Linked DNA regions of Homo sapiens: region 1 is linked to region 2. The links are chromatin loops, found by intact Hi-C in ENCODE. Cell type or tissue: IMR-90. All regions are shown on one strand. Links, peaks and the distances in the headings refer to the core of each region. The heading gives the core; the rest is flanking DNA.

Region 1 (16,217 bases), core at 2,709-10,708, 350 kb before region 2:
TCAAGTCAAGCTGTTGACCGGGGCTGCAGTCTCTGAGGCTTGACTAGGCTGAAGATTCCTTTTCCGAGCTCATTCATGTGACTTTGCAAGAACCTTCAATTTCTCACCATGTGGGCCTGCGAGTCACTCAGTTTAGCCTGCAATCAGAAGGAGGGGAGTTAAACTTCACCTCTTGAAAGCTGGAATATCAAATCATTTGGACATATTTTTAAAGCCAAGGCAGTGTCTAAGCTTAAAGTAAACTTCAAAAAAAATGTGAAGCATAAGTGCTCAAGAGGCTCCGACAGTCCAGGAGAGACAGTCCAGGAAAGGAGAGAAGCTGTCTGGACCTGTGTAGACAGCGTAGGGTCAGTGTGGGCACAAGCTGTCCTCATGGATAAAAGAAGAGTCAAAGCAACAGTCAGAGTCCTGATGAGAGAGGAAAAGTTCCAAAGCAGAAGGAGCTGAGATCAGAAAAGACAGGGAAGTCCAGGCACGTTATCTCATGCCTGTGATCCCAGCACTTTGGGAGGCCAAAGAGGCAGGATCACTAGAGGCCAGGAGTTTGAAACTAGCGTAGGCAACATAGTGAAACTTAATCTCTACAAAAAATTTTAAAAAGTTAACCAGGCATGGTGGCTCATGCCTGTAGGTCCCAGCTACTCAGGAGGCTGAGATGGGAGAATCATCTGAGACCAGGAGGTCAAGGCTGCAATGAGCAGAGATTGCACCATTGTACTGCAGCCTGGGTGACAGAGCAAGGGTCTGTCTCCAAAAAAAAAAAACAAAAAACAAAAAAAAACAGAAAAGACAGGAGACAGCTGTGATGGAGTGGTCAGTGAGCAGGGTCTGCCAAGGCGAGGAGGTAGACAGTGCAGGCCTGGCTCACAGGCCAGTGTCGGGGTCAGAGGAGCTGGAGGCTGATCTGTATACCTGGGAGGCTGCAAGAGAGGGGAAAGGGTTCTGGAGGCACAATGTGGCTCAGCCACTTACCTGCTCTGAGGCTTGTGGAAAATTATTAATTTGCCATTTTTGTTGGATGATGATGAATATTGACAGATTCATGTGGTTCATCTGAATATTTTGCCTCCTTGAACCTTGGTTTCTTTAGTGCTGAGATGGAGATGATAGCATGTACCCCGAAGTGTTGACATTGAGATTAGAGATAACACGTGCCAAGGGCCTAGTCCCATGTCTGGGAATTGGGAGACACAATAAATGGTAGTCCCTTTTGTTACCAGGTTGGCCAAGGTGGGCACAATGGCTGAGACATCACAAGAAGGAACTCGGGATCACTTAGCTTAAGAAACAAAGAACCATATTCATTCCTGACCCTCTCTAATTCACTTAAGCAGCCTCCCTTCCTATCTGGGCCTCTGAGTTCCCATTTTAAAAATGAAGAGATTGGCCTTAGAAAAACTCTAATGGCCAATGAAGCTGGGAGATAAATGAAACAAAATACTCACCCCCCTACACGGTATAAATTGCTGTATTTTCACTAGGAAAGTGGAGCATCAAGCTGATGAAATAAGTAATGGTAATTCTAGCCCTACATTTTGTTATTAAGGTTAAGTTGTCTCTGTGTGTGTGTGCATGGGGAAGTGGGGGAAAGGGGTATATGTGAACGTGTAGTGTGTGTGTGCCTGTATTATGTTGTGTGCATGTGTCCTGTTAGGTGTCTGGCTGAGTCTTTGGGTGTATCTGTGTTTCTCTGTCTTTGTCTATGGGTAGAGGGATGAGGGAAGAAGTGAAGGTAGTAGCCAGAGGGGAGAGACCATGAATATTTACTGTGCTTCTCTCAGTGCCAGGGGCTCGGGATCTAGCAGTCACAGGTGGGGGTCTCTGTCTTTGTGGGACTGTTGCTTTAGTAGGTCCAACACTGCTTCATTCTGCACTCTCAGAAACAGAGTGACCCTCGGTTTCTGAGTTGGAGAATGGAGTTTCCAGAGCCTTGGAAATAATATAAGGCCCATATTGCAAATGTTTATCTTGCAGTCAGAAGCTGCAGGCCCCTGAGGAGGTCAGTGTGGATTATTCCTCTTACTGGGAGTTCTACTAGAGAAGCCTCATCTCTGGGTAGGACTAGGGGCTGCAATGATTGATGTGGCATAGGAGCAGGGGGCAGCTGGCCTTGAGCTTGCGTGTAGAGCAATTAACATTTTTATTGCTCCCCCACCCCTGACCCCTTCAGAAAACAACACTTGGCTAAAAGCCGAGCTTTCCAATTATGCCATCTATAAATTTAGTGACATTGGCAAGAGAAGCAAAGAAAGAGAGTGTTTGCTTTGGCTCAGGGCTGATTTCCATCCTCTCACTCTGTCCCTCCTGCTGAGAGCTTCCCCATGGAGCATTTGAGGAAAGATAGGAAATAATCATTCAATGGTTACAATGGAGATTGTTGGTTTACGGAGCTAACATATGCTCCCATATGTACTTTCTTTATTGGAAGATTATACCTCATCAACTCATTTCCTTGTCAACCCAGGCAGAAACTAAAGTGCACCCAGATCTCATCAATAAAAGGGGCAAAATTAAATTCATCAAAGAAATGGATGAAACAGGGTCTGAAAGCACATGCCCAGGATCGTGGCTATGCTTGCACTAAGGCGAATATTCTGGCTACACTGGAAGTTGCTTTCCTTGAAGATGTCTTCTGATATTTATCTCAGTAAGGGTTTCTGCAGCTTTGTCTGTGTATCTCTTATATTCTAAGTTCCTTGAGCCTGGGACTGCATGTATATGTTACCCAGGAGGGCTTAAGAAATTCAAGAGCTCTCTGGATGAATGGACATGTTGGAGAGTGGGCATGCTTGGGTCAGGGCTTGTTGTGTGCCAGGCACTGTGCTCAGTTCACCATATAGGTGAGGATCCATGTAGGATCTCAACTCTTCCCGAGGCAGCAACCAATGTAAGTTGTGGCTCACAGAGAATCAGTAGAGAGGAGTAAGAGAATGAGCAGCTCTCATCCTCCCTTTGAAGAGGGTCCTAAGGCATGCAGTCCCAACAGCTGGCAGAAGGGATGCCCCAGCGGCCAGCCATCTTCTTCGCCATCCTGGTTGTTGAGTTCTGAACCTTATCGTTAAACAATAGTCAATTCCACCAACAGATGTCATGCCCTGAGATAGAAATGGGTACTAAAATGAGAAGCAGGAGGCCAGTGAGTGTGGGCACATTTTGGATGACTGCACAGGGCAGACATAGTAGCTCTACCCTCCAGGCTGGTGTGTCATCTATGTCTGGGGGGCATGGAGCTTAATGCCCACTGGGCATCAGGCACAAGTTGGTGTATCTGTTAGATCAGGAAGTGAGCCAGCCGAAATTCTCATTGCACCAGGCACTAAGGAGCCTCCTGGAGAGAACTTATCCTAACGGCAGAGGAACCAGGCAGGGCAAACTTGAGAAGTGTCAAGTGTTATCCAATGAAAAGACCTTCTTCCTTGTTTATCTCTGATCTTGTGCTCTGTCTGATGGATGACTGAGGTCTGTGGTGAGCAGGCTGCTGGAGGGGGCTCTAAGGGAAGTGACCAAGGAACATTGCTTCTGGGCCCCTCTGAGAGCATAGGAACCCCGCCTCCAAGAGCATATAAACCATGCCACTCCCCACACACCTCTTCATGATCTTTTGCGATTTTGAGCACCCAGGGACCTCTCAGAGAGCAGCAGCATCTGGGTTTGGCACTGGGGCCTTCAGAGCCACTGATATGTCCAGTAGTATGGTGCTGCCCAGAGAAATGATGGCACCAGGGGAAGTAGAGGTGGAGCTCACAGGGTGGCCTTGACTCAAATCACATGGTAGTGTGGTCTCAATGGTGAGATTCTACTCTCCTGTGCCTGAAACTAGGTGAGTGCCCTCTTAATATTTCGCGCATTGTTGAATGCAGAACTCACCCTTTCTTGGCTGTTCATAATACAATAGTAGGTTTTTATCTCTTACTAATTTGGGTCCGGAAGTCCACTTCTTTATTTGGAAAGAAAAAATCGAAGCATTTTCAAAGAACTGATGTGCTGAGTTGGGCCATCATGTTTATTATATCATTTTCCCCTAAAGGCTTCAATTTACCAAAAACTGTACTTTAATACTTGATCATGCTGTTCCCTGTCTTAATTTTTTTTTAAACATAGCTGCATTTGCAGAGAACCCCTTGTGGATTAAGAAGCCTAGAAACATCCATGTTGGTATCTGCACTGAGAGGGTCCTCTGAATGCATCAGAGGTATGCATTGGTACTATATGGCAGGTACTATATATTTTTTAGAAGTTGGAGATGCTGCCATTTGAGGAGTTGAAGGCAATTTCCACATTTTTGAATGAACACTGCAACTTGTCTTTGGGGGTAGATCCTCCTACGTTTCCGCAAGCACTCTCTCCGGTGGGGTTGGGAGGGGCTTCCAGTCATGCAGATGTTGGGTAATTAAAAACCACCTCATTTTTCTTGGGGAAGCTCCCACATGTACCAAACAACAAAATGGAAGTCCTACAAACTGAGATTCTGAGTGTTCTGTTCTGAAAAGACAGCTGGTAATGCTGGCAGTGTGTCCTCTCTGAGCTGGAGCTTGTTCAGTTTCATTCTGTTTTGTTCTTACCTCTGTGTTTGACCTGCCCATGCCCAGTGTTAGAAAACACATGTGTCTTCTCACTCTGGCATCTGCTGACAGAAGAAGGGAGCTAGGACCAGATGAGGGCGAGAGGGGCACCTGTCTGAACTCATCTCTTTCCGGTGAGGAAAGACTATGAACAGGACCAGGGTCAAGCTTAGGCAGGGTAGATTGGACCATTGTTATAGTTCTTGGGCTGTTATTTTATTTATTTATTTTTTTGAGACAGGATCTGGCTCTGTCACCTAGGCTGGAGTGCAGTGGTACGCACGATCTCTGCTCACTGCAACTTCTGCCGTCCAAGCTCAAACCATCCTCCCACCTCAACCTCCTAAGTAGCTGGACTACAGGTGTGCACCACCACGCCCAGTTAATTTTTTGTATTTTTTGTAGAAACAGGTTTCACCATGTTGCCCAGGCTGGTCTTGAACTCCTGAGCTCAGGTCATCAGCCTGCCTTGGCCTCCCAAATTGCTGGGATTATAGGCGTGAGCCACCATACCCAGCTTTGGGCTGTTATTTATTGTAGTAAAAAGCCAGATACTGTTGGGTTTTATGACTTTTTTTTCCAGGGTGCACTTGCGGGTGGCTTCCTGAGGAAGTAGAGGTTTCCATTGTCAACCTGAGAAGAAGTTAATTCTAGAGCAGGAGGGTTGCTGGCATTGGATAGAGGGTATAGAAGGACTATGTTCCTAATCTGGGGCCAAGAGTGCAGAGGGGCTTGGGAGACAATGTGCATGAAGATGTCTGGAGCATCCTGGTGGAGGCGATGAGTCAGGTCCCGCCATCGGGGACAGGCTGGGAGGTGCACAAGGACCAGCCTCTCTACACACTCTGTGTGAGGCAGAGCCCATGGGCCTTTGCAATGGCCAGCTCCAGGAGAATGGAGTTGCCTTTTGGGAAGATGTATGCTTCCCTAAATCTGTGCAATGAGAAATTGAAAAGCAAAATGTCCTCATCCCAAAGCTGGGATGATGTGGTCATCAGCAGCCAGACTAGGAAGAAGCAGCAGCTGTGTCTGGCCAGACAAGGAGGTCTGAGAGGAAGAGCCTGGAGCAATTACTGGGAATTTGCTAGAGAGATTTCTATAAACAGGGCTTAAATGCTAATCATTTAGGTATAAAAATAGTTACTTTGATGTGTGTCATGGGTTGGTGAGGATATGGATTCCTGGTTTCCATGGGGATCCCCACAAATCTCAACAATACGTTGTTTTTCTTTATAAAAATTAAAATTAATTATATTAGTGTGTGGGATTCATGCCAGGCCTGTGGAATGGAAAATGCAGGGAGTACTCTTTGGACCAGAAAGAAAAAGGCTGGGAGGGGTTAGGACTTATGTGCACAGGGTCAAACCTATGCAAGTGTAGACACAGGGAAATAAATTTGTTCTGTACACTTACACACACTGGCACTGGAGGGTGACAGGGCTGAGTCTGTCATTCTCCTTTACTGTAAACCATTGTTCCTGGGGCGGGATACCTACAGGGCTGACCACCAGGTTTTTAAAACAGAAAAGAGAACCCAACAGTGTGGCATTCTTCAAGATGATTTGATGGAAAATGTAAGAGATGAAAGGTTCAAACATTTTGCCTTTTCAGACTCTGGTATGAGGAATCAGTAAGAAAATGAAAATAATGGGTTTCTGAAATTAGCACTGAAGTCTGATTTTAGTCCAAGGTGAGATTCCAATTTCCTGTTACCTTGACCTGCCCCCACGACCTCAGTTTCCCCTCAGTGAAATGCCGGGTTATACTAAACGCCTGCTCCTTTGCAGTTGTGATGCTCTAGGCCTCTGCGATGGGGCTACCACTTGCCTGAGACTTGGTCTCTCAAATGGAGATGCTTAGCCTGCTGCCCTTGGCTATGCACACATTGGTGGCTTAAGCAGAGGAAGGCTGTCTTTCAGTCGCCAAGCATGACAAGGAAAAAGGCCTTCATTGCCTAGACAGCCTGCATGCCTGAAGGCCCTTTGCCACCCTGCAGCGCCCCCTGGTGTTTCTAGGTGTCATGCATAGGCATCCTCCCGAGTCCCTTGCATGAAGCCAGGAACCTATTCTATAACGCAGAGAATCCAAGTTGGGGGTGTCAGGATTGCTAGGTCATTTCTCTCTGCCCACCAGATAACAATATTAAAATCCCGGTTATCCCCAGTAGAAAACCAGAAAGGCGCATTAAGCATGAATGCTGTCATATTTCATTTCTGTGTTATACTGAATTCAAAGCACACAAAACATGAAAAGAACAGAACTTCTTTCTCTAGAAACAGCTATTTCTCATCAGCTTTAAATTAAAAGCATGTTCTGGGCAGTCCTTGGCCTTCGACAGCCTGCGTTCATATCAAGTTCTGGTTTACAAGCAGCTGCTGTGTGATTCTGGGTATAACAGTTATCTGTAATTGAAATCACCATAAAACAAATCCCCCCTTCACTGGTGGAGTCGGTAATCAACATCAGGAATGCAGCATTCAGGACCCATAAAATATGCAAGATTAATTTGCTGAACTCCGTTCAGGCTTCCAACAGCTCTGTCACCTGGGGCCAGAGGAGCAGCAAATTCATTCTGAACCTCCACTAGTTTCAAGATATCAAAAGTGGCCTCCTTCATGTCGCTGTCTTCTGCAGTGCGTCTCTGCCTTTGCAGATACTTTCTGGAAAAATCAAACAGTCTGCCAAGGTTATTTGGCTGTGGAGATGCTGAAGTGCTCCATCTAGTTCCTTTCTTCCCTCTTCATTTCTTCCCATCTCAGTAATCTTCCTGCAGACTTCTATAGCCCCAGACTAGGAAAAACAGAAGATCCTGACTTTGGTCAGTGCACCGGACATTCCTGCTTAGATATCATATCAAGGAAGAAGAAATACCTAATGGCAAAGCATTAGGATTTGAGTTAGGTCATCAGCAGCCAGACCAGGAAGACGGCTCAGTGGGTTGCAGTATCTTGCTCAGGCTCCCCCAGAAAGACTCCAGAGCTGGTTGTTGGTTGGGTTCTAGTAATGGTTAAACAGTGTGTAACAGGTGTCCACAGTACAGTCAGGCCCCTTTCCTCTTCGTATTTTTCATGCCCTTGCTACTCCAGCCAAATGAAGTGACTTGCAGTTTGCAGCATGACTGGTCACACTTTGCACCCATATTTTTGCACATGCTGCTGCTTCTCTCTGGCATGTCATGATCTAATCTGGTCTCGTTCCAGCTCTGCTTCTTGCTGCCATGTCTCCCTGAGCAAGTTGCTGTTCTTTGAGTCTTAGGTCCCATTTTAAAGAGAGAACCTTGATTGCCAAAATACCTTTTAATTCTTTTATACTTGGATTTTACAAGAAAGTCTGGGTAGACATTTTTAGGTTTCAACTTCCTCTGTTCAGTCTGGTCTGTTACTTTGTTACTTCAGCAATTTTCGATATTCCAAAAATCTTGTTGATGCCACTCTCCCCTTTTGCCTACTCTGTTTTCTTTGGGCTTGCATGTAATACATCCTTTGTTCCTTAACTATTATCTTCAAAAAGTTTTGAGAGTAGTCAATATCAACATACTTGTTAATTGCCATGCTTATCATGAAGACTCCCGACATTTCTTCTTTCAAATAAGGTGATACAGTAATAGTCTAATTATTACAGATGAGGAAATAGAGGCCCAGAGAGGTTTAGAAAATTGCCCAAAGCCACACAGGTAGTAAGTGGCAGTAGAAAGATTAGAATCTAAAGGTTGCCTTTTAATAAAACCCCTGTTCTTAGTGACTAGGTTGTGCTGTCATGAACACATGACAAATGTGTTCATCTGTCGATACTGTGAACTGGGCTCCTGTTTGTCCACCTTTACATGCTGCTCAGTTCTTAGCACACTGACAACACCAACATTCTGAGCTAAAAAACGAAACAAAACAAAACAAAAAACAAAAACAAAACCCAAAAAAACACATGGACCAGGCAAAGAGACCAAAGCAAAGGATATTCTCACAGGCCCTTGAGAGGCTGATTGCCGGCCTTTCCCCCTCAAGCGCCTGTCAGAATATCCTTTGCTTCAGTCACTTTGCCTGGTCCATGATATATTATGCACAGACAGAAGTGTGCCTTTTGTCATAATTTTAATTTCTACATATAAAATATATACTCCTGTGTCCCCCTGATGTGGTGGTTGAGATTACAGTGAGGAAGACAGTGTAGGGATTTTTTTCCCCCCAAGAACACACTATCATTTTTTTTTTTAAATTGAAATTTCTACTGATGCACTTATAGATTCACATACAGCTGTACAAAACAATACAGGGAGATCTTCCTGTGTGCCCTTTCTCGCTTTCCCTGGATAGTTACATCTTGCACTTTATTCATTCTTTTAGCTGCCTAAATATTATATTGACATATTTTCATTATCAAAGATTCAAATAATATGGAAGCATAAAGGAACAAACATGGAGGTCCTTCTTTAACCACCTGGCTCTTCTCCTGGGCTCTCTCTTCACCCCAGGTGCCACTTTATTCTGCTCTGACTTCTTCTTCCTTCACACTCCTTCCTTGTTTTGTTATGATGGCCAACATGATCCTGGGGCAGAGTGGGATCTGGGGATTTCTGGCTGACTCATCACCTTCAACACTCCGGGGAATCCGGCCTCTCTTCCATGATGATCATAGGTGGCATGGGCAACCTTTGATCTCAACTCTTCTTCTAATTATCTGGCATCTTTTCAATTCCTGTTGCCATCCTTTTCTCTGTACCCAGTCAGAAAGGAATAATTTCTATTCTACAATAGATACAATAATACATTTTCTATACCTGGTAATATTAATAACAAATAGTACAAATAATTAATTAGTAGAAGACAGATATTTTATTTGTTTTATTTGACAGATATTGCCAGACATTGTTCTAAGCACTTTATAAAATATTAATTCATTTAATCCTATAGCAACTCTATGAGGAAGGCATCATTAGTATTTTTACCTTGCAGGGGAGTATATGAGGCAGAGAGAGGTTAAGTATTTTGCCCAAGGTCACACGCAGCTAGTAAATGATGGAGACAGGATGCAAACCCATCAGTCTGGCTCTAGAGTCTGTGCTCTTAACCCCTTATCAGACTCACTGAGAGTTGGAAGGTTCACCCCCTTTCCTTCCCTTCCCTTCTCTCCCCTCCTCTCCCCTCCCTTCCCCTCCCCTTTTTTAATATTGACACATTCCCCCAACATTGACACCTATCTTGCAGGCTATAAATATGTTCTAATATTTAAACCTTGAAAAGGCACATACCCTAACTTATCATTTGTCCCTGTGCACTGTCTCAAGCTCCTACCCCATCTCTCTCTTTCCTATGCTATTTCCTACAAGCCTGGAAAGACTCTTCTATAACTGCTGTCTCAATTCCTCATCTAATTCACCCTTGGGCTCACCGCAGTCAGAGCTTCTATCTCAGTCACTCAGTAGAAGCTACTCTGCCATGATCAAAACTGTCATTTCCTTTTATCTCTCCATATATTGATGTGATTAATTATATTAATGCATTTCCTACCATGGAAACATTCTGCCATTAACATCAGTTTTCATTATTTAAACTCAGTGCTGGATTCCATTTGCTAATATTTTATTTATGACTTTGGTTAGTATCAGATGGACAGACTCCTTTTTGAAACTCGGGAAACATAGGAAGTTCTTTCTAGTTCATTTAGTTTCCTTGTTAATTTATAGGGGTCAGTTTCCTTGTATAAATGGTTTTACTCTGTATGTAGTTCATGTCTCTCCCCATGGGATGTCTACCATTTACCGTTTAAAAGGTAAACAGCTTTCTGCCTGTGGATGACACTGAGGAAATATTGTTAAAGTCCCTCTTCTGACTGTCATTGTGTCTAAGTCAGAGTCTCCTAAAGAGGCTGAACAGCTGCAGAAGCTCTCCATCAAAGAGTTGGGCTTTGAAACAACCGATGAATGTATGAGGAGCCATTTTGAGCAATGGGGAACGCTCACGGACTGTGCGGTAGTGAGGGATCCAAACACCAAGCACTCCAGGGGCTTTGGGTTTGACACATATGCCACTGCGGAAGAGGAGTGGATGCAGTCATGCATGCAAGGCACACAAGGTGGATGGAAGAAACACGGAACCAAAGAGAGCTGCCTCAAGAGAAGATTCTCAAAGACCAGGTGCCCACTTAACTGTAAAAAAGATACTTGCTGGTGGCTTTAAAGAAGACACTGAAGAACATCACCTCAGAGATTATTTTGAACAGTATGGGGAAATTGAAGTGATTGAAATCATGACTGACAGAAGCAGTGGCAATAAAAGGGGTTTTGCCTTTGTAACCTTTGATGACCATGACTCTGTGGATAAGATTGTCATTCAGAAATACCATCCTGTGGGAATGGCTACAACTTTGAAGTAAGAAAAGCCCTGTCAAAGCAAGAGATGGCTAGTGCTTTATCCAGCCAAAGAGGTCAAAGTGGATCTGGAAACTTTGGTGGTGGTCGTGGAGGTGGTTTTGGCAGGAATGACAACTTTGGTCATGGAGGGAACTTCAGTGGTCATGGTGGCTTTGGTGGCAGCCCTGGTGGTGGTGGATATGGTGGCAGTGGGGATGGCTATAATGGATATGGTAATGATGCAAGCAATTTTGGAGGTGGTGGAAGCTACAATGATTTTGGCAATTACAACAATCAGTCTTCAAATTTTGGACGCATAAAGAGAGGAAACTTTGGAGGAAGAAGGTCTGGCCCCTGTGGTGGTAGATGCCAATACTTTGCCAAAGTACAAAACCAAGGTGGCTATGCCAGTTCCAGTAGCAGCAGTAGCTATGGCAGTGTCCGAGGATTTTCATTACTGCCAGGAAACAGCTTAGCAGGAGAGGAGAGTCAGAGAAGTGACAGGAAAGCTACAGGTTACAACAGATTTGTGAACTCAGCCAAGCACAGTGGTGGCAGGGCCTAGCTGCTACAAATAAGACATGCTTTAGACAAATACTCATATGTATGGGCAAAAAACTCAAGAATTGTATTTGTGACTAATTGGATAACCAGTGATTTTAGTTTCTGTTCTGTGGAAAGTATAAAGCATTCCAACAAAGGGTTTTAATGTAGTTTTTTTTGTTTTTGCACCCATGCTATTGATTGCTAAATGTAATAGTCTGACATGATGCTGAATAAATGTGTCTTTTAAAAAAATGTTCTGTGTAAAGTTAGTCTACTCTGAAGCCACCTTGGTAAACTTCCCCAACAGTGTGAAGTTAGATTCCTTCAGGGTGATGACAGATTCTATTTGGAATTTATTTACAATCTTCTGGGTAGAAAACCCATTGTCTTCAGAAACCTTGGTGTAGTTGACCTGATGGTTACTGTTGTGACCTGAAGTTTGCCATTAAGAGGGAAATCATGAATTATTTGTTATAAAGATGATTGTTAGCACATCCTATGGAATACATCTAAATTGATTAATGGTAGCAGATAAAATTAAAGATGGAAATGAAGTATGTGTATCACCCATTGTCATGTGTAATCAATAAATGATTTAATTATCTTGAACAAAGTAATAAAAGGGATAAATAAATGTGTTTTCTAATTAGCACTGAAATAGTCACATAAGGCAATATTTTCACATTGGAGCATGAAGTGTGAAAATTAGGAAAGCAAGAATCATCTGATTGGCTTTTACATGGAGTTTTTGGGGGTGAGATCCCTAGGAAATGAAGATTGGTAGGAAGAACATTCTCTCTTGAGATAAGCCAAAGAGTAATAATAATGAGGTTAGTGACCAAAAGTAAAAGACAGGTCAGTTAGAATATTTTAAGGACTTATACTATGCTTTTTATTGGGCCAAGCATATTGCATGTGTTACTTACCAGGATGTGAAGTCCATGAAGGCAAAACGATGTACATTATGTTGATTACTAGTTCATTTATAGCTCTATATGGAAGTGCTGCTATTATGCCCCTTTTACAGACGAGAAAATCGAGGTTCAGGGAGTTGAAGTAACTTGCTGAGGCTCCCCCAGAAGGACTCCAGAGTTGGTTGTTGGTTGGGTCCTAGCAATGGTTAAACATAGTGTTTAACAGGTGTCCACAGTACAGTCAGGCCCCCTTTCCTCCCCATATTTTTCATGCCCTTGCTACTCCAGCCAGATGAAGTGACCTGCAGTTTGCAACATGTCTGGCCACACTTCACACCCACATTTTTGCACATGCTGCTGCTTCTCTCTGGCATGTCATGAGCCCTGTTCACCTGGCTCACTTCTTTTGCCCTTTGAGTTTTCTTTATGTATCACCTTTTCCTTCTTCCTTCCATCACACCTCTCCCTCCTCCCTGGGGCTGGGGGAGGTGCTTTTCTCCTCTGTCCTCCATGATCATTTATGTCATGACTTCCTGCCCATTGGAGTTTCTCCAGGTTCTTTTCTGCAGGGTACTTATTGTTCCCCATTTGCACTACAGGCTACCTGGATCTCTCAGAATGGGTTTGTTGGATGAATGAAGGCTGAGAATCTCTTGCTGGTTCCTCTACAACCTGAGCCTGACCTGATGACTGGCAGTAGTTGCTGAATTCTACCCTCAACAGTGGTGCAAGTTTGGGCTTCTGGGCCCATAAACCTATATCCCCTGACCCTCTGACCATCTCTGACCCTCTTGTGAACCATCTGTTATTTCAAAAGGTATCATACATTCCTTCCAAATAAAACTTCATTTAGCTCACTTATTTGAAGAGTAATAAACCATTTAACTCATTTATAACTCACTGAACAGGAGGTTGAACACAGTTATAACAAAAATCAGGCTGAGGTCAAAACCACCCAAATTTGGGGGAATACATACAGCCCCAATAATTGGTATGAGTATATGAAAATCCCTTTGAGTTTTCTGACTGGTTCTCAAAAAGAAATTATATCCCATCTTTTTTCTTCCACTGTGGTAAATACTATGTCATTCAACTTAGAATAATTCAGTTCATTTTTATTTCCAGAGGATACATAACTGATCAGAAGATCTTCTTTACATTTAGAAACAAATATTTCTTTCTGTGGGGAAATAAATGGAAAAAAATCCAGAAAAATACATCCTGCAATTAGCTTCAGAGATATACAATTTCTAAGAAGATTCTTGCCCAGGGTATAGCAAGAACAGAAAAAGAAAAAGCCTTATTTGTACTTAAAAATTGGATGAATATTGTAGTTCTCTCTTCCATATGCAAATCTCTGTAGCATTTTGCTATTAATCTGCCATAAACTCTCAACTCTTCCTGAGACTGAACTAGCAGGTCAGGACAACACAGAGGCTGCAGTTGTCAATGCAGCATGTCAGTTTTTGAAAGCAAGTGTGTGTTCACGTGAGAGAGAGACTAACCTACCTCTCTGTGCAGGCCTGGACCAGTTCTACCAGAGTCCCAGTTGGATTCTCACCACTGAGCACTGACTTGGCACCTTGTCAGAACTCAACAATATACATAGAATGAATGAGTGAGTGAGTGAATAAGTGACTGAATGCATTCACCCTTCCAAGACATCACGCTGTGACTGGCCCATGTATATATTTTTTACACACAATGCCTCCAGAATCCTACCTATTCTTTGAGCCCAGCTACAGTGCCACCTCCTCTGTGACATACAAGAATTGTGAGAGCACTAAAGATGGAGTATCAACTCTGCCCTAAGTTATCTGAAAGCCTTCATGGAGGAGATGCCATTGGAGTTGGGTCTGCGTGAACAAAGAGGCTGCAAAGAAGGAGAAAGGAGTCTCTAGGAGGAAGTGGGGACACTCCTGCAGGTGAAGAAGCTCAGGTGAAGGGAAAGAGATATCAACACTCTTGTTGGCCTGCTCCCAGAGTCCACCAGGTCAGAGCCTCTGCAGCTCCCCAACAGGGGTGGTGACCTCTGCAGCTCCCCAACAGAAGAAGAGTCTTTCTGCCCCATATGTCTACATACCGTGTAATCAGAGTCTCTGAGCTGAGGACTTCCATGCCCTGAGTGCCAAGAGCATCTCCCAGGCTCTGCTCTAGTATGCCTACAGCTCCAATCCAGCCCCACATTCCACAAGAGCCAAGAAGCACCTGAGGTGTCTCCAGAGAGCTCTGATGGGAACATGTGAACCACCTTCTCCTGTGCCCTCATGACCCCTCAGGACCCCCCTTTCTGGTAGCCCCCAGTATACAGCACAGGGCCCAGAACATTGTAGGGCTCAATAACAACTTATGGAAGAATAACTACTTGAAACTTGGAGGTGGAGTCATTACCACAATTCCCATGTCAGGTGTAGTAGATTGTTTCTTCATTCTCAGAACTCTCAGTGGAGGGACAGCTTGGACCATTTCCATCCTCACTAAATATTCAAAGAGTAATTGCCCAGTCTGCTGTTTCTGTTTTCATCTGAGTAAACATGCCATGACATGAGGGGATAACCTCTTGTGCAAGCTGCCACCAGACACTAAATAGAGTGGCATGGTTCTGCAATCCAGATCTCATTAGGATAAAGAGAATTATCCTCATCCTGGGTATGTGGGAGAAAAATGAATGGCAAGATTAAATGTAAACTCCAGATTTACAGACACTACAGTGTGCACAGGAATTTCAATCAACCTTGAAGCAAGACTAAAGGGCAAGGTCAAAAACAAGTTTCCCATCCAACATGCTTTAGAAAGGCAATCAGTACCCAAAAACATGGCGGTGACCACTATTTTGAAATTCTTGCCAGGCCTGTTGACTTAAAGAGAAACTATAATGCGCCAATGCTCAGAGGTGGTGTATCCCTTCCTTTCTAACCACAGCGAGGTTAAATATAATGAAGAAAATACTCTGGTAGGACTTATGTAAGTGTTAGGGGAACCCAAGAGGGGCGATCAACTCTGCCAATAGTAGGACTTCCACGGGGAGGTGCCAACCAGAGCTGTGGAGGGAAAATCAGATATGCTAGAAGAAGGAATCCTAAGTGGTGGTAATGAAGAACTCAGTGGATCTATAACTGGATCTACTGAATTAGTTTTATGATGGCTGAAGGGGTTGAGATGTTAGGGTGAGTTTCATTTTGAGAGAGATAATGGACTTGGACTTGTGCCTGCTTCAGGGATTTTGGCAGGTGCTGAACTCTGCCCCTTCTCTTCTTATCACCTCCTTAGCGCCCCCTACTCCCGCTGCTCCAGGATATTATCTCTTGCCTCAGTCGCTGTCTTAGACTCCTATGATCTCTAGCATCTCTTCCTGTTCCTCCTCTATTCTATGTCCCATGGTTCCCACAGTGAGCTTTCTGAGATCAAAATCTGGCCACGGTCTTCTCAGGTTAATGCCTCCCAATCACTTCCAAAGGACACATCCGAATTCTCTGATGTATGGGGCCTGACGTCACACACCCGCATCCACATTTTCCTTCCATGGTGCCGCATCCTTCATCCATTTTGAACTTATTCCAGAACCAAGCTCTGCTCTTCTCTGCTCCTTTGCCTCTGCCTATCTTTTCTTCATTACCACCACTTAGGATTTCTTCTTCTAGCATATCTGATTTTCCCTTCACCGCTCTGGTTGGCACCTCCCCGTGCAAGTCCCCTTATTGGCAGAGTAGGTCGTCCCTCTTGTGTTCTCCTAACACTTACATAAGTCGTATCAGAGCATTTTCTTCATTGTGTTTAATTATTTGCACCCTTCGCTACCTAGTGTGTCCATGTGGGCAGACCTCAGATTTGATTGCCTGACACAGGATT
Region 2 (16,217 bases), core at 5,330-13,329:
TCAGAGCCACACTGAAAACCAAGTAGTATTTTGCATTGTTACCACCTCTAAAAGCCTGAAAAATGGAAACAATTTCCATAAGCTCCAGAACATTCCAGAAAACCCTTTTCTTTTGCCTCCTACCACATGTATGAGAGACAGCAAGAGAATATGAGAGAACACGGGTTCACATGCATATGAAGGAGAGAAACATAGTGGATTTTTGTTAGGAGGATATAATTTCCAATCAGCCAGACCCTTTTCACTCAATAATTTCCTACACTGCAGAGAAGTTAGGTGTTGGATCACTTCCCTCTATGCTTTTTAGACCAGAAGTGTAAATTCTAGCAATGTGTTAATTTATTATCAAATGTGGTTATAAACCCCCCAATAATTTGTAGCACACACACACACACACACACACACACACACACACACACACAGAGATCAAATTTGTAGGAAAAAATCATGTTTTGGAGAAGCATAGGCCATAGCAGTGAATTTTAGAAGCCAAATGCCAAGAGAATAGAGATGTTGAACACTATAGCCCCTTTGCTCCTAATTAAGCACAAATAAATGTATTTGAATGACTTGATTAGATCTATTAGATTTTATTTTGCATGTAACTAGCATACAGCCAGACCTGGAAGTACTCACTCACCACTAAATTGTCTCCTGATTAGAAGGTTGAGTGTTGTTGGTTGGCATTTGGTTCAGTTAGAAACCTTCCCTTCTGAGTGCCAATCTGAACTGGCCACCTTGCAACAAAAAGAAACAGTGGTGTGTTGGCCATGGGCTGGTTCATACCACGTTGAGGCTGAGGATGTGTGGTTTGATGGAAATCTGAATGCTGGAGCTCCCCATCAGTCTTCCCACATGTGAATGTCTGCAGTGTCTCCTATCTACTATGAGGACAGAACTCATAATCAAGAGCCTTTGGGAAAGCCTGGATTGATAGGCATGTGTCCCATGCCCTGAACAAAGTGTGCTTCCCAAAGCCAGCACTAGTGACCTCTAGCACCCTCCACGAAAACTTAGGTCCACACCAGAGCTGAACTCCCTCTTCACTTCTCTCAAGTATGCTAAGACTAATTTCTGTCTTAGTTCATTTTGTGCAGGTATAACAAAATAACTGAGACTGGGTAATTTATAAAGAACAACCATTTATTTTCTCACAGTTCTGGAGGCTGAGAAGTTCAAGATCAAGGATTCAGGAGGTTTGGTTGTCTGGTGAGGGCTGGTCTCTGCTTCCAAGATGGCACTTTGATGCTGTGTCCTCCAGAGGAGAGAAATGCTGTGATCTCACCTGGTGGATGGCACAAGGCCCAACTGTCACTGAGGAGGGGAAGACCCAGGAAGAAAGGTCAAAAGTCAAGCAAATTGCCTCACTATCCTCTCAAGTCCTTCAGAGCCTCAGGATCCCCTGTGGACCCTGGAAGTTTTCCCCCATCTTACTCAGGTCACTCCTTTCTCCGAGACCTTCTAAACTTTGAGGAAACTAAGAGACCTGGCCCTAAGCATAGATGGGACAGGATGGTGTAAATGTGCAACACAAACCAGCAAGACACAGGTACTCTCCTCTACCTTCCCTGCAGAGCAAACAGTGTTGACAGCAGTGAAGATGATGATAATGATGACAACTGCAGTGTTTTGGAGAGCAAATACCTAGGGCCAGCTATTTTACAGATATCCTTATGTTACTATCCAAAGAAACTTTATAAAGAGACGATGGAAAATCACAGCTTTGAACTAGATGACCTGTGTCTTTATTTGATTTGCCTGCCCTTCCTTCAGAATTTTTTTTTTTGTCTTTCTCTACCTCCCACAAGTTGAATGCCTACCTCATGCTCCTAGGGCTCCTCTCTATCAGAAAATTTGGTCCCCACTGGTACTATGGGTTACCCATGGCTGTCTCCCTTGCTTAGGCTGTGAGCTGTAAGAGGCTGACTTTGTCTCTATAAACCCAACCAATCCAGTACCAAGGACAGAGTATGCCCTTAGCAAATGGGTGTCAGATGGATGGATGGATGGATGGATGGATGGAAAAAAATCTATGTACAACTTGGCTTGGATTAAACAGATATTGAATGTCTCCTGTGTGTCAGGCTCAGTGCTAAGAATTCAATAGTGACCATACAGACATAGTTCCTACCTTTAAGGAGCTTCCAGTCTGGTTTATAAGTTTACAAGCCCCAACCCTTTTCCTTCTCCCTCCCTGGAAAAGTCTACCTAACAGCCTACTTCTCAGTGTTTAGGATACAGCCAGGCTCTCTTGAAGGCAGAGGACAGAGCAGGGGTCTCAGTCATATTCTCAGTTCTATCTGCCACAAGAGTAATGTAAGTGCTGATGGTACTGATGGGAGAGAAGCTCAATCTTCTGTCTTTTGGCTCACAATTCAGAGGCTCCTACTTTCTGTGACAGTCCCTCTCAGGGCCATACTATGGCTTTTCACTTCTTCAGGTGCCTGTACTCCTGCTGACCTCCTCAGTCCTGAGTCAATGCAGCAGATGCCAGAACTTTCCATGTCCCCACATTGAGTGTAAATCACACGGCATTAAATAAAACAGACATCAGCATTGCCTACCCTCTATCTCCTTCCCTTGGCAAAAGGAAATGATAAGTGCATGCTGTCGAGCAGGTGTAGTGTATCAGGCAATTACTTTTCTAAACTCTCAACCAACCTGCAAGATAAGCATCACAGATATGGGAATCAAAGCTCTCAGAAGTTGGGCAGACTTGTTCAAGACCTCACAGGACTTGAATTCAGGTCTTTCTAGGTCCATAGCAGGTGCTTATCCTACTACACAAGACTTTATGGAGCAAAGTGAAGGACTGTGCTTTGAACAACCAAGGGGCAATTTGCTGAATTGGCCAAACATAAATTATTTGGAGTCCTATCAAAGGCTATGTTTTCCTCTGTGGATATGCAATCTTTTATCTCACAACCTAGAGAAAAAAAAATATTTCTAAGTGAAAGAGAGCTGACAGGAAGAAATTTAGACAGGCTTACCAGGGTGACATTAAAATGCCTCTGAACCAGTGAGCTATGGCAAATGCTCCACTCTTGATCAACTTTATAATCCAGCTGGGGCAGCGTATAGCCTGCCATGAAAATGAGATTCCAGAAAGATGGGCTGAGGTCAGGGTAAAATTGGGACTTGTTCTCAAAGGATGTCATGAGTTGACTGTTGGGTTGATGTTGAATCCCCAGGATGTTACGGCTAGTGTCAACCATTCCAACTAATGTGTTTTGGGGGCCAACTCTGGGCCAGGCTCTGGACCAGGCCCTACATTTTCAGTCATGAAAATGGCAATGCACACAGGCTGGAGAAGTGGCAATTAGACAAAGAAATCTCATGCACTGAGAAGTGCTAAAATAGGGGTGGCTCCTGTTCACATCTCTGTGAGTGTGAATAGAAGCCCCTGCCCTCCAGGAACTTATGACTGCTGTGACCTGCGTGAGACAAGGGTGCAAGTATCTGACAACAAATGGTACTCATTCATTCAACAAAACCTGCAGGCCAATGAGAAGACAAGATTAGTGAGACAGCCCTATCTTCTGAATATCATTACACACATTCTACAGAAGAGGGAAAATACCTCCAGACAGCTTGTCAACTTGCCTGGGCTCATGAGCTAGTGTTTGGCAGAACCATATTGGAACACTAGACTGTCTGGGATCACAAGGCCTATATCTTTCCACAACATAACAGAGGCTGAAATGACTCTGAATTGCCCTCTCAATGAATCTCATCTGTAAGTATTCTTTGGAGTCTGAAGAGATTCTTTGATACAAGACTAGCGTCTAGTTCATGTGCTCAATTCAGGCCAGTTGGCTCAGAGGCCTAGAAAGAGCCCAAGCTGTTGCTAACTCTTCTTGGGGACCAGTTTATATCATAGGGGGAGGAACAGTGGGCTTCACTCAAGTAGCCCTCAGCAATTGTATATCGTCCATAGTACACTCAGAGACAAGCCACCCAAATCCCCTTCAAGGAAGGACTTGCTCCCCAGCTGCTGGGGGAATACAGCAGGCACCTCCAGCTGTCAGCTCCTCTTGGATCTGCCTCAGCTGCCAAGAGCCTGGGTCTCACCTTCCTGGGCAGCCTGTATTCAGTGGTATAGGGCCAGCCATTTCAGCTCAGCCCAACACTGATGGGTGATCTTTGCTCCCATGCTCCTTATCAAGTGGGCCAAGGCTTTGTCAGGTATACATTGTATTTTGATTTTTCCCTCTGACCCATCCTCCTGCTTCCTCCCCTTCCTTCCACAGGTGTTCATTCCTAATAGACATCTTGTTTTTTGTTTGTTTGTTTGTTTGTTTGAGAGGGAGTTTCGCTCTTGTTGCCCAGGCTGGAGTGCAATGGCATGATCTCAGATCACCGCAACCTCCACCTCCCGGGTTCAAGTGATTCTCCTGCCTCAGCCTCCTGAGGAACTGGGATTATAGACATCCGCCACCACATCCAGCTAATTTTGTGTTTTTAGTAGAAATGGGGTTTCTCCATGTTGGTCAGGCTGGTCTTGAACACCCGACCTCAGGTGATCCACCCGCCTTGGCCTCCCAAAGTGCTGGGATTACAGGCATGACCTAATAGACAACTTGCATTCCAGTTTGTCTCTGCATTTACTGTCAGAGACTCCAACCTCCAGCAGTGTTGAATGTCTTCAGCAGTGTGTATGTGTGAGGAGTGGAATGAAGAGTGTTGCAAACAGACAGAGCCTTGCTCTTAAGATGTTCATCGTTGGGCATGAAGGGAGAAGTGTGGATGGTTCAGTTCAGACTCCCATCTGCAGAAGAATTCAGAGTCTAAACTCCCTGCATCTGCCTGAGCGCCAGCACAGCAGGCCCTCCTCAGTGCCCAGCCTGGCTGACGGTGAGTCACAGAGGCCTGGGGCCATATGAGGAGTCTGTGACCCTGGGCACCAGCTTCTTTCCAGCTCATCTGCCAATTACTTTGCTCACATTCTTCTCTTCACATCCACTGACCATCCTGATGCAAGCCACCAGCACATTCCCTGAGTTCCATCTCTGGACCCCTGCTTCCAGTCATTCTCCATAATATATCCACAGTAAACTCAAAATGCAAAGCAGATCACATTCTCTACTGCTTAAAACTTCCCAGTGGGGCCAGGCATGATGGCTCACATTTGTAATCTCAGCACTTTGGGAGGCCAAGGCAGGTGTATTGCTTGAGCCTAGGTGTTCAAGGCCAGCCTGGGCAACATGTCAAAACCCTGTCTCTATAAAAAATACAAAAATTAGCCAGGTTTGATGGCACATGCCTGTAGTCCCAGCTACTCAGGAGGCTAAGGTGGGAGGATCGCTTGAGCCCAGGAGGTGGAGGTTGCAGTTGGCCGAGATTGCACCATTGCACTCAGCCTTGGTGACAGAGCAAGACTCTGTCTCAAAAAAACAAAAATAAAAACAAACTTCCCAATGGCTTCTTACTGCTTTTAGAATAAAACCTACAGTGCTTAATACTGTCTATTACATTCTCCATGTTCCACCCCTGTGTATGTTTCTGACCTCCAAAATATTTTGGGGGATCTGCCACATGCCAGGCAGGTGTTGGAGATACAGCAATGAACAGAATGAAGTCCCTACATCCAATGAGCTTCCATCCTAAGGGGAACAGACAACAAACAAACAACTAATGCATCAAAGGGTGATAAATGTCAGGGAGAAAAATAGAAAGTGCTGGCCGGGCGCGGTGGCTCATGCCTGTAATCCCAGGGCTTTGGAAGGCCAAGGCAGGCGGATCACGAGGTCAGGAGATGGAAACCATCCTGGCCAACATGGTGAAACCCCATCTCTACTAAAAATACAAAAATTAGCTGGATGTCATGGTGCGCACCTGTAGTTCCAGCTGCTTGGGAGGCTGAGGCAGGAGAATCGCTTGAACCTTGGAGGCAGAGGTTGCTACTGGGGAGGCTGAGGCAGGAAAATTGCTTGCACCTGGGAGTTGGAGGTTGCAGTGCGCCGAGATCATGCCACTGCACTCCAGCCCGGTGACAGAGAAAGACTCCATCTCAAAAAAAAAAAAAAAGAAAGAAAAAACAAAGAAAGTGCACAGGGTGGGTGATGGAGACATTGAGGAGGAGTAGACAGGTTGGTAAGAAGCCTCCATAATAAGTTGATATTCAAGCAGAGACATAAAAAGCCATGTGGATAAGTGTGTATAAGGGGATGCAACAGGGAGTCCTCCAGCTGAGAGAAGAGTAGGTGCAAAGGCCCTGAGGTAGGGTGTGTGCTTTGCATGTATGAAGAAATCAAGGCTGCTGCTGGAGCAGAGTGGATAGGAGAGGCAGAGTGCATGCCGGGCCTTGTGGGTCACCGTATGCACTTGCGGGTTATGCTCTGAATGAGATGTGAGCTACAGAAGAATTTGAGCAGCACAGTGCTGTCATCTAACTTACATTTTCAAAGGTTCCTTCTGGCTGCTTAGGGGTAGAAATCAGGTACGAGACTCCTGCTCACTCCAGGTGGAGTTGAACTAGGATGGCCATCATGCACAATGAAGCTGACTGGACTTGCTGAGAGAGCGGCTACAGAGTGAGAGAGAGGGTCAAGGATAGCTGCGAAGTTTGGCCCCTGAGCAGTGGAAGAATGGAGATGGGAAAGATAAGAGGAGGGACAGGTTTTGTGGGGAAATGAGTTCAGCTTGGACATGTGAAATTTGGCAGTATTTCATCTCCTATCAACCACTGAATTCACACTGCTCATTCATCAGTTTCTAGAAATGTAAGCTAGTTTTACCTCCTGGCCTTTGCACTTGCTGTACCCTCAGCTAGATGCTCTTCCTGTCTACATGGGCAGTGGGGTGCAGCCGTCTGAGAGACAGACAGGACTCTCACCCTTGGGCACCTTCTTTTTTCAGGTTTCAATATGACTGCCACTTACCTCTGATGTGTTGAAAGTAGATCTCAATCGCATGCACTGTTTGCTTTTTTGTAGCATTTGTCACTACCCGTGACCTTTGTGTTGTGTGTTTCTCTGCTAGTCTAGCTCCATGAGCATTGCTGGCACCTAGCTAGCGCCTGGCACATGGAGGATGCTCAGTTAACATTTATTAAATTGATTTAACAGAGACTAGCAACCACGGTTTTATACTCCAGGGGCTCACGGCCAGAATGAGAAGGATATGTCACTAAAGATTAGTCACAGGTGAGAAAGAGCAAGTGCAGAGAGGACCAAAGGAACACCTAGCAGCCAAGGGACAGGGCAGGGGCAGGGATAGGATCTGTCAGGGAGGGCGTCAGCAAGGCCAGTCAAGGGAAGATGAGCTGGGCAGGAGGGAGAGGGCATAGCCAGCCAGACCTGGGTTAAGTGGGCCAAGCCAGGCAGGGCCAGGATGAGCTGGCCTTCTCTCCACAGAGCTAGCAGACAGAGGGTGCACAGGCCACACCAGGACCAGGGCAGGGAGCACCAGTATAAAAATACCAGCAACGTCTGCCACAAAGCCATTTTGACAGCTCCTTCTCCAGGTGGTGGTGGGAGGCTCAGAGGCCATAAATCAGAATTAACTGCAGCTGTCATGCAAAGGGTGCTTCCCCAGGACGTTCATCCAGACACCAGGGGAAAGAAATCCCACTGGGCCACCCAGGCCAGCGCACCACATGTTCTCACCCCACCAACCACTGCTTTACCTCTGCAACTGCGGCCAAAGCTTCCCTCCAACAAACCATGACCTCAACAACCTTCACCTTGAACACAGGGCAGAGGTAAACCCTCCCACAAGTCCCACGAAGGCCAAGGCCTAAAGGAAATATGGCTGCTGAAAAATAATGAAACCCCTATGCACCCTAGAGCTACTCCTGCCTGAACCTGGGAGGTGTCCCTGAGGCTGTGTGGGTGAGACCAAGGAGGGTGACAATCGCACATCACCAAGGGAAGGAGGTAGTTCTTGTCAGCTCAGAGCAAGGAGCGGGGGCCCATGGTGGGGCAGCAGAGCTAGGCTGGGAGCACCAGCCAGGATAAAGCCCATCTGGCAAATTTCCCCAAATTGATTGGCACTGGCTGCTAAGAAGCTAAGGCTTGTTAGCAGCAGCTTTCAGAGCACAGTGTGGTGGGATCTGTGGATTTCTCCGCTCTGGGGTATTTTTCTTGGCTTCTTGAGGCCACAGAAAGTATGATCTCCCCCCATCCTCCAACCATGATCCTGGTCTGTGCCAGGGTTAATCCGGCTGCCCTGAAGGTCAGGAACCCCCTACATCAGCACTGTGTCTGGTACAGAGGGGACATGCTCCCTTGGAAGAACTCCTCGGCTCTCAGATTTCTGGGCACTCCAGAGGCAGCCCCGGGCCCTTCTGGGATGACTGGAGGCATATTAACAAGCGTGGGACGTTTGAGGGGGCCTGGCTCTGGGCCATTTCCTCTGCTGGGTTTTCGGCCCTCTGACCCTCCTCGGAGAACCTTTCTCTGACTGTGATGCAACAGCCCCTGCTCCCTAAGTCTCTGGCCTGGGCTCCTCATTCAGATGCTCCAGCCCACTCACAGTCTGGTCCTTCATCGCCCCCAAGTGGCTGTCTAGGCTCACTGCTCGCTGAGCTGACATATTTCGTTTTCCTTCAACATGGTAAATAGACACTGCTTTCCTACTATTCACCTGGCACCCTCACTAGACCTGCAAGGGACACAGTGCCTGTCCTAAAAAAAGTATAATCTCCTCAGGAGATGAGGGCACACCCTCAATGGAACACTGAAATCAAATAAGATAATATATGCTTTCAGGGAGAGATAAAGTCGCAGCAGAGAAGGAAAGGCTCAAAAAGACTGAAGCCATAGCATGCCTTTAAGCATGGAGTACATTGTGGTATGTGGAGAGGTTGGGGAAGGACTCCAGGAAGGAGGGATGACATGGGTAAAGACTGGATGAGGAAAGACCTGCAAGGAGTCAGAGAGGAAGGAAATGAAGCAGTATGCATGGCTGGAGCCAAGATCCCAGAAGAGAAGTCGCTTCTCTTCCAATGAAGAGAGCAAGAGAGACCCCAGCCAACTCCTCCCAAGTTATGGAGCACCTTGAAAGGGGCTTTTTCCTTTAAATACCAAAGCTCTCAAAAAAGATGAATCTGACACCCAAGCATGGGGTTGAGTGGACACAACAGGCTCCAGAAGTAACAAGCACAGCGGAGCCACCTAGGGAGCCAGCGGGCCCACCCCAGCCCTTTGAAGGATCCCGTCTATCTGTGGAGAAGAGGAGGCTCTGGCACTCACTAAGCCCCTGCCGTATATCTGATCCATGCAGGTGTCGAATCACCTGCTATCTTATTTAAGCACCACGCGGGCTCCTGTGGGAGGCCTGTTCCCTTTTTCACAAATGGAAAGGCCAGGGCTCAAAGAGGTTAAGCATAAGGTCACATAGGTAGGAAGAAGCCAAGCAGAACTTCAAGCCCATCTGTGATTCCACATCTGTGTTCTTCCCAAAAATCACAGTTTACATTAGTGTGGGGGTATAATCTGTAGACGTGCTTTCATATGCTTTATTTAATTTAATCATCATATTAACCCCAGGAAGCTGGAGGTATTATTTCTATTTTATGGAAGAGAAAATAAAATCTCCAAGAAATAATATGCCCCATGACTCATTATCTAGTAGGTGGCTAGGCTAAGATTTAAAATTCAAACACCAGTGTGTTTGGTAACCTAGACCCTTTCACGACTCCACAGTGATACTGTTTTGTGTCACCTCCTTCCATTAAAGTGTGGAGACTGAGAGTTTTCCCACAAAAACTGTCCTGCTGTCTCCCAGCCCAAGTTCATTCTCACCTAAGTGCCCTACCCATGCCTTGTCACAGGAAGTCAGAAGCACACACACTCCAAGGACCCCGACCACCAGGCACAGTTCCCGCCCCTCATTAGCAGATGTGGTTGATTTGTTAGTTTTGTCACTGCTGCCCTTGAATATCTCCATGCTCAGGTTCTGGGATGGGGCACAGCTAGGAACAAATATCCTTGAGATTGCATGAGTGCCCCTAAATCTAAAGCCATGGTCTGGGGAGCCAGAATGGGTGAAGGGGTGATACAGACATGTTTTGTTAAAGGACTTCCCTGCCATTTCTCCTGAGAACCCTTTTCCTTAGCGATGAAAATGTGTGGGGGACAACCTCTCTCCAACTAGAGGGATTGTCTGGGTGGAAGAAACAGCTCCCAGCAACAGGAATGATGTAGGAAGGCAAGACACACATCCCAAGGTGGGATGGCAATGATTCTCACTACCTGAGTATAGATTATAGGATAAAAAGTAACAGAAGCGCAAGAGAAGCACAAAGGCAGATTCCACAAAGGATCAGAACAAGGGCTCATGTTTATTGGGATTTAGGTGCTAAGGACTTCACTGCTCCATTCCAAATGAGCACCATAACCACCCAGCGAGGCCACAATTCTCATGCTTCCATTTGACAGATGAGAAAATGGAGGCTCTGGAAGCTTAGGTAACTTGCCCAAGGGTTTGTAATCCAGTGAGGCTGATTCCCTCCCCTCTGCCCATAATCACTGTTTGATATAATACTCCCCTGAAGTATTCTATCAAAGGCCTCACCTTCAAGAATTTCTGATTTAAAAGGTCTGGGGTATGGCCTGAAAATCTGTATTTTTAACAAGTTACCAGATGACTCGGAAGCTTTGAAAATGATTATTCTAGAAGTTGGATGGCTAATCAATAATTTACTCAAAATCAACCCAAGTTCAATGGCAACAGGGATGTGTATCATCTTGCATTTGGGGGTGAACTGGGCTGGTGATGCTGATGCATCTTAGCTTTAGCAGTAACCAGCTCTGAGCCAGATCCTCTCCCTCATGTCTGGCTCTTGTGGAGCAGGGCACAGAGGTGGGCACTGCACTGTTAAGCCTTGAAAGAGGCCCCAGGGGGCTAATCCATCACACAAGGACAGCACCACTGTGGGAGGCTCTAGGGACTCTGACAGCCCACAAGTGCTGGAGTCTGAGCCACCAGCCATGAGCCCAGCTGTGCAGCCCAATCCTACTCTCTATTTTGCCCGAACCACAAGCATCTGAAATGTGCATCCCTGGAGGTTTGATTTTAGCATTTCAAGATCAAGAAGCAGACACACTTGCCTTGTCTGCTGCTCCAAGGGCACACAGTCCCCTCCCACCTCTACTCCACACATAGCCCAACCATAGAAGATGGCAACTGGAGGAGAAAAGGGAGGAGGGAAAGACAGTAGCCAGGAGGTGGTGAATAGAGGAGCTCAGAAGACCCTACCCCCTCGTGTCCCGGGACGTGCTGCCCCTGTCAGGGGAGTCCTAGACAAGGTCCAGTTGCAGTTCGTGGCAAGAGATTTAAATTCATAGTAAAAGCATGGTTCTCATGTTTGCCTGTGTGGCTGCATCTCTGCTCTGCTTCAGGTCAGGCTGACCCTAGACTCCTAACATGGACAGACAGTCCAAATGCAGATATACTGTATGTACGATGAGTTGTCCAGCTGGAAAATGCACTTTCTAATGATGCCACACTTTGGATCTTTAGATCTTTGGATCATTAATAGAGCATTTAAAAAGAAGCAGGTAATTTGTAGAAGCTCTAAAAGCCTTTGTTGAAAATTCATTGCTCTGCAGCAATCAGATATTATAGTTCTAGGGCCGCCAGCGTCCTTTGACGAAGAATGTCAAATATAAGCAGAGCAATTATGAGCCGCTGGTGAGTCCCAGGGCAATATTCAAAAGAAAATAATAAATAATTTTTTAAAACATGTTTTAATATTTGATGAACGTAAAAATTAAAAAAGTAAAACATGCCCTTATATGAAACCAGCTATGTAGTTTAGGAAGCAAAAGTGACAGTTCCATTTGTTTTATGTTGGTGTAAAATTCACAAAAATTTAAAAACCAGGTAAATACAAAGCACAAACAAAACAAAACAAAACAAAGAATGCAAAGGAAAAGAAAGAACAGATTCTATAAATCCGGGGTTGCACCACCAGCTGCTCTGATGCTAAGCATAGGGTTTGATTGCCCAGATGAAGGGGAAACACTGGTGTGAACAAGAACAAAGACACAGTTTTAAACCCTGCACGAAGGGTTCGGGTGCAGAGAGGAGAGACATCACCTTACTCAGTAGTCTTCCCTGTCTGGCTTAACTAGTGTCCAAAAGGAAAGTGCATTCTAGATTCCCTAGGCTTGCAAGAGATAGTGAAGAGACAAAAAGATACCACTAATTCATTGCCCTGGCCAGCCTTTTAGATCCGTGGTTCTCAACATAGTCTGAACATCAGAGTTATCTGGGGAACATTTAACATCTTAATGTCAGGTCACTCCTCAGACTAATTAAGTAAGAATTGGTAAGAACCAGGCATCAAAGTTTAAAGTTTTTAAAAAATATTTCAATGGGTCAATGGTCAGGCTGAGAGACACTGCTCTAGAATACTCTGACTTAATGTTGAATTTCCTGGATTTTTTGGCAGATTTTGATAATCTGCTTTATGCCATCATCCACGTGGTCAGTTAAGATCTGGCCACAAATCCACCTCACTGCCCATTCCTGACACTCTGCATCCTTATATCCTTATCTTGCACTGATTACCTCACAATGGGCATGAACCAAAGTCGAGCAATTAATTGATACTTTAAAAAACAACAGAATAAAATTGTGAAAGTGTATCCCAGTCCTCTCCGCATAAAATGTCTTCTAAGAACACAATAACATCCTATCCAATTTCATTAGCCACAAATGCCTTTGCAAAGTAAACTCAATTCTTAAAAAAACGTTAGCAAGCCAAAGGTTTCTTCTCCCATTGTCAATCAGTTCCTTGATTTTATCCTTTGCCTCACAAAACATTTTGTGGAAGATCTGCCACCTACCTCTTCAAATAACTTGTTTTTTTCCTTCAGGTTGTGTGATAATATGGTCATTCTGATTTTTGTCCTAAGAGAAACTTATACCAGACAGACAGGTCTTAGATCATTTTTTCTCCCACTTTACCATCATGCTGTTGTTCAATTTTTTTTTAAAAAAAGTTCTTTTAGAAGTGCCTCTTCCAATCAAAGGAAGGCCATTTATTTCAAGATATATAAATAGCTGTGGATTTTTAAGATTCTTAAGATTTCTAAGATTTTTAAGATTCTTAAGATTTTTAAGAGCTCTGACTCTCTATAGCGTTCATTTTCCTCCCAATTTTCTTATTCCTACACAGCCTGAAAAATATTCCCTGTGGAGAAAGCTATAACAAATGCTTCAAAAAAGGGGGACTGTGCCAATTTATATGTGAAGTTCACATATAAACTTCAACACTACCAATAGCTACACATTCCTAGATGAGTATACATGTCACAATTCTGAGAAAGCATCTGGAGAAGACTATGCTATTAGAAGTTCTAACAGGGGTCATTATCATAAACCAGTAGATAGAAGAATCTAATCTCTACTTTCATCTCTGCTCAGACTCTCTCATGCATCTGGGTGAACACTGCTTGGATTCAAAAACAAAGGGAAAGGATTGAGATTATTTGATGACTTTGGACTTTGTTTATCGATACTTGAGATAATCAGATTATTTTTTATTTTTTAATCTCAATTTGTCTTATACCTATATTAATGTTTTTGTCTGTATTCTATGTTTTAAACCATGCATATTTCATTATGACACAGCCATGGTTTACAAGTTATCAATCACCTAATCTTCAGGAGTAGATAATGACTGTGTAAAAAAATGTTTTTTTCCAGGATTTGAATCAAGGAATAATTTGGTAAGGTGCCTAAAAGAGAATCAACCTCCAGGAATCATGTTCAAATCTCTAGTTGACCCATCTTGTCCCCATACCAAGTCCAGAGTATCTGATCCCATGAGAAGAGGCCTAGATTTTAGAAAGACTTGTGTTTCAGCCTGCTCTCTGCTCTTCCAATGGGTATATTACTTGTTTTAATGTACGAGGATATTCATTGCAGTGGAATTGATTATGAAGAAAAGTTTAAAAGCAACAGAAATGGCCAACAATTTATACTTAGTTGAATTCAGTAAATTTTGATATTGAACATCAATATAATGAAAAATACGCAGTCATTCAAACTGTATTGTAGAGGGATATATGGAGACATGTATTAGGATATAGATTTAGCTACTATTAAGAAGACTCAATTTATAATGAAGCAAAGAAAATGGGAGTTTCTTCCTTATTCACAGTTTGGAGATGGTCAGTCCAGGGCTTGCAGTAGCTCTGCTCCATGAAGTCACTCAGGGCCCCAGTCTTTTTATATTTTGTTCCTCTGTCTTCTATCTTGTTAACAGTCTATTTTGTCATATCAGCCTTCTGTCTCATTATCATTCTATTTTGTTGTCAGTCTATGTATCTTGTTATCAGTCTTCTTCTATCCTATTATCTTGTAGAGCATGATCCAAGACAGTACACACTTTGTCTTCATTCCCTTTAGCTGAAAGTAGCAAGAGTGGGCAACGGAGGGCATATCCCTTTCCTTCAGTGCAGTACTCCCATCCCTTCCACTGGCTAGAACTTGGTCACATGGCCACATCTAGATGGAAAGGAGGCTGGGAAGTAGGGTTTTTAAAAGAATTGTGGACAATCATAAAACATTTTGATGGATTCTGTTACTAAAGAGCAAGTGAGCACAAATAGCAGTCTCTGATTCAGCACAGAAACATTTTTACAACATACTTAGTAGAAAAAAACAGGAAACAAAACAGGACCAGTTTTACATGTCTGTGTGTACTCATACATAGAATTCCTTTTCTATATAAACAGTGGTTATCTTTGCGAGTTGGAATTATGGATGATTCCAATTTCTTCTTCTTGCTTTTATTGTGGAAAAAAGTCCCAATTGTTTTACAAATTAACATTTTTCCCCCAGTAATAAGAAAAACCTCACAATTTGTACATTAAAAAGAAGTAATTTAGGAGAGAAAGCAGTGCCTCTTGTGTGCTTGTAGCTGTCTGCCTTTCTTCTCAGTTGTTCCTCTGCTGGGCCTCTTTTGTTGGTGGATCTCTTGGTTCTCATGCAAAGTAATAACATTGTCCAGGCTGAATGGGTGTATTACTTTTTAAAAGAGGAGTAAGAGAGCTCCGTTTGGAAATTTCATTTTCATTGTGGATAATGGAGTGGTGTGTTAGTTGTTGATGTTCAAATGTCTATTTTGTGTGTTAGTTGACCTGCCTCAGCTTTCCCATGATGACCAATCTCAGGGAAACTAATCGATTTGGAGAGAACACATAAAAGCAGGCACAAGATTCATCTGCCCCCTTTCAGCCAGACTGTTTCACCATGCCAATCTACCAGGAGCACTGTGTTTCCATGCTGAAATTCCTTTCCAGTATTTCTTGGAAAACTTACATCTTTCTGAACACCTCAATTTTGAGAAAAATCAGTCAAGAAATCAGGAAAATGAAAAACAAATAATATAAATCTCCTTTGAGAGTTAAAACTTAACGAGTAACACAAAGACACTCCTGGCTTGAAGTTCAAACAAGAACAGGAAAATTTGGCAAGAAAAATCAAAGGTTAAGGTGGACATTTCTAGGAACCAGACATTAGCCCAAAGACAGTCATAATCTAATTAATGTTTCCTTTGTAGCTATGGACATGTTTATGAGTGTGTGTCCTTGGCCTTCTCTGCTGCTAATAGTGAGTCATTCTTTCAAGTAAAATGAATATTAATAAGCTTATAAATATAGTATGCTTTATACAAATCTTATGAGTGGTGCTTCAAGAAATAGTAAGTTTTGCAAATAAATTACATCCTAAAATGGGCAATTTTGACATGCGATTCTGTGAAGTATCATTTATCTCCCTGGGAGATCTGAATACTACATTATCGCAGTACCATCCAAAAATGTGCCAGCATTTTCCAGTGTTTAAATCTGTAGGCTACAATTCTTCATAAAGTCTCTAAACCTTCCTTTTACTTCTTATTTATTGAAACAACTTTTTCTGCTATCCATAATAATAATTAAGAAATATGAGAAATGTTCAAAGTTTTTTTTTTAAAAGGTATGATTTTGGAAATTCCTGAAAATCCCCAGGATTCCAATTTCCAGTTTCCAAATTCTAAAGACCCTCAGAAGTTTGGAAACACTGCTGTCAACTACAACTCCTAAATTTCTTAGTTTGGTGCCCTTATGTCTGCCTCCAACCTGGGCTGTCATCTGCCTTGGACTGGATTGCTGAACCAGCCTCCTGACAGGATCCTCGCAGTCCACTCTCTATACCAGAGCCAGACAGACCTTATGGAAACACAAATCTATTGGTTTCATCCCTTCACATGAGACATT

What was found. A loop is a pair of places that touch in the nucleus more often than their neighbours do. Peaks named below come from ENCODE experiments on the same cell type or tissue, not always from the same donor. Only the 100,000 strongest peaks of a DNase experiment are listed, where the experiment ranks them.
Region 1: a loop joins it to region 2, with 15 times the contacts of the local background. A loop is called at or near these places in 6 of 110 quality-filtered maps.

What each region holds. Positions count from the first base shown.
Region 1 is chr5:136,418,496-136,434,712 of GRCh38, forward strand. It overlaps the pseudogene HNRNPA1P13. Among named protein-coding and RNA genes, the nearest start is that of TRPC7, 61 kb to the left of the region's middle. In IMR-90, for the core only: a CTCF peak has its summit at 6,560 (motif pointing left); no DNase peak of the experiment used is centred there.
Region 2 is chr5:136,761,785-136,778,001 of GRCh38, forward strand. CTB-1I21.1 (a long non-coding RNA gene) reads left to right here. Exons shown (of 4, transcript NR_188339.1): 4 at 1,158-1,720. Among named protein-coding and RNA genes, the nearest start is that of CTB-1I21.1, 35 kb to the left of the region's middle. RefSeq lists an enhancer at 8,426-8,515. In IMR-90, for the core only: a CTCF peak has its summit at 8,489 (motif pointing left); no DNase peak of the experiment used is centred there.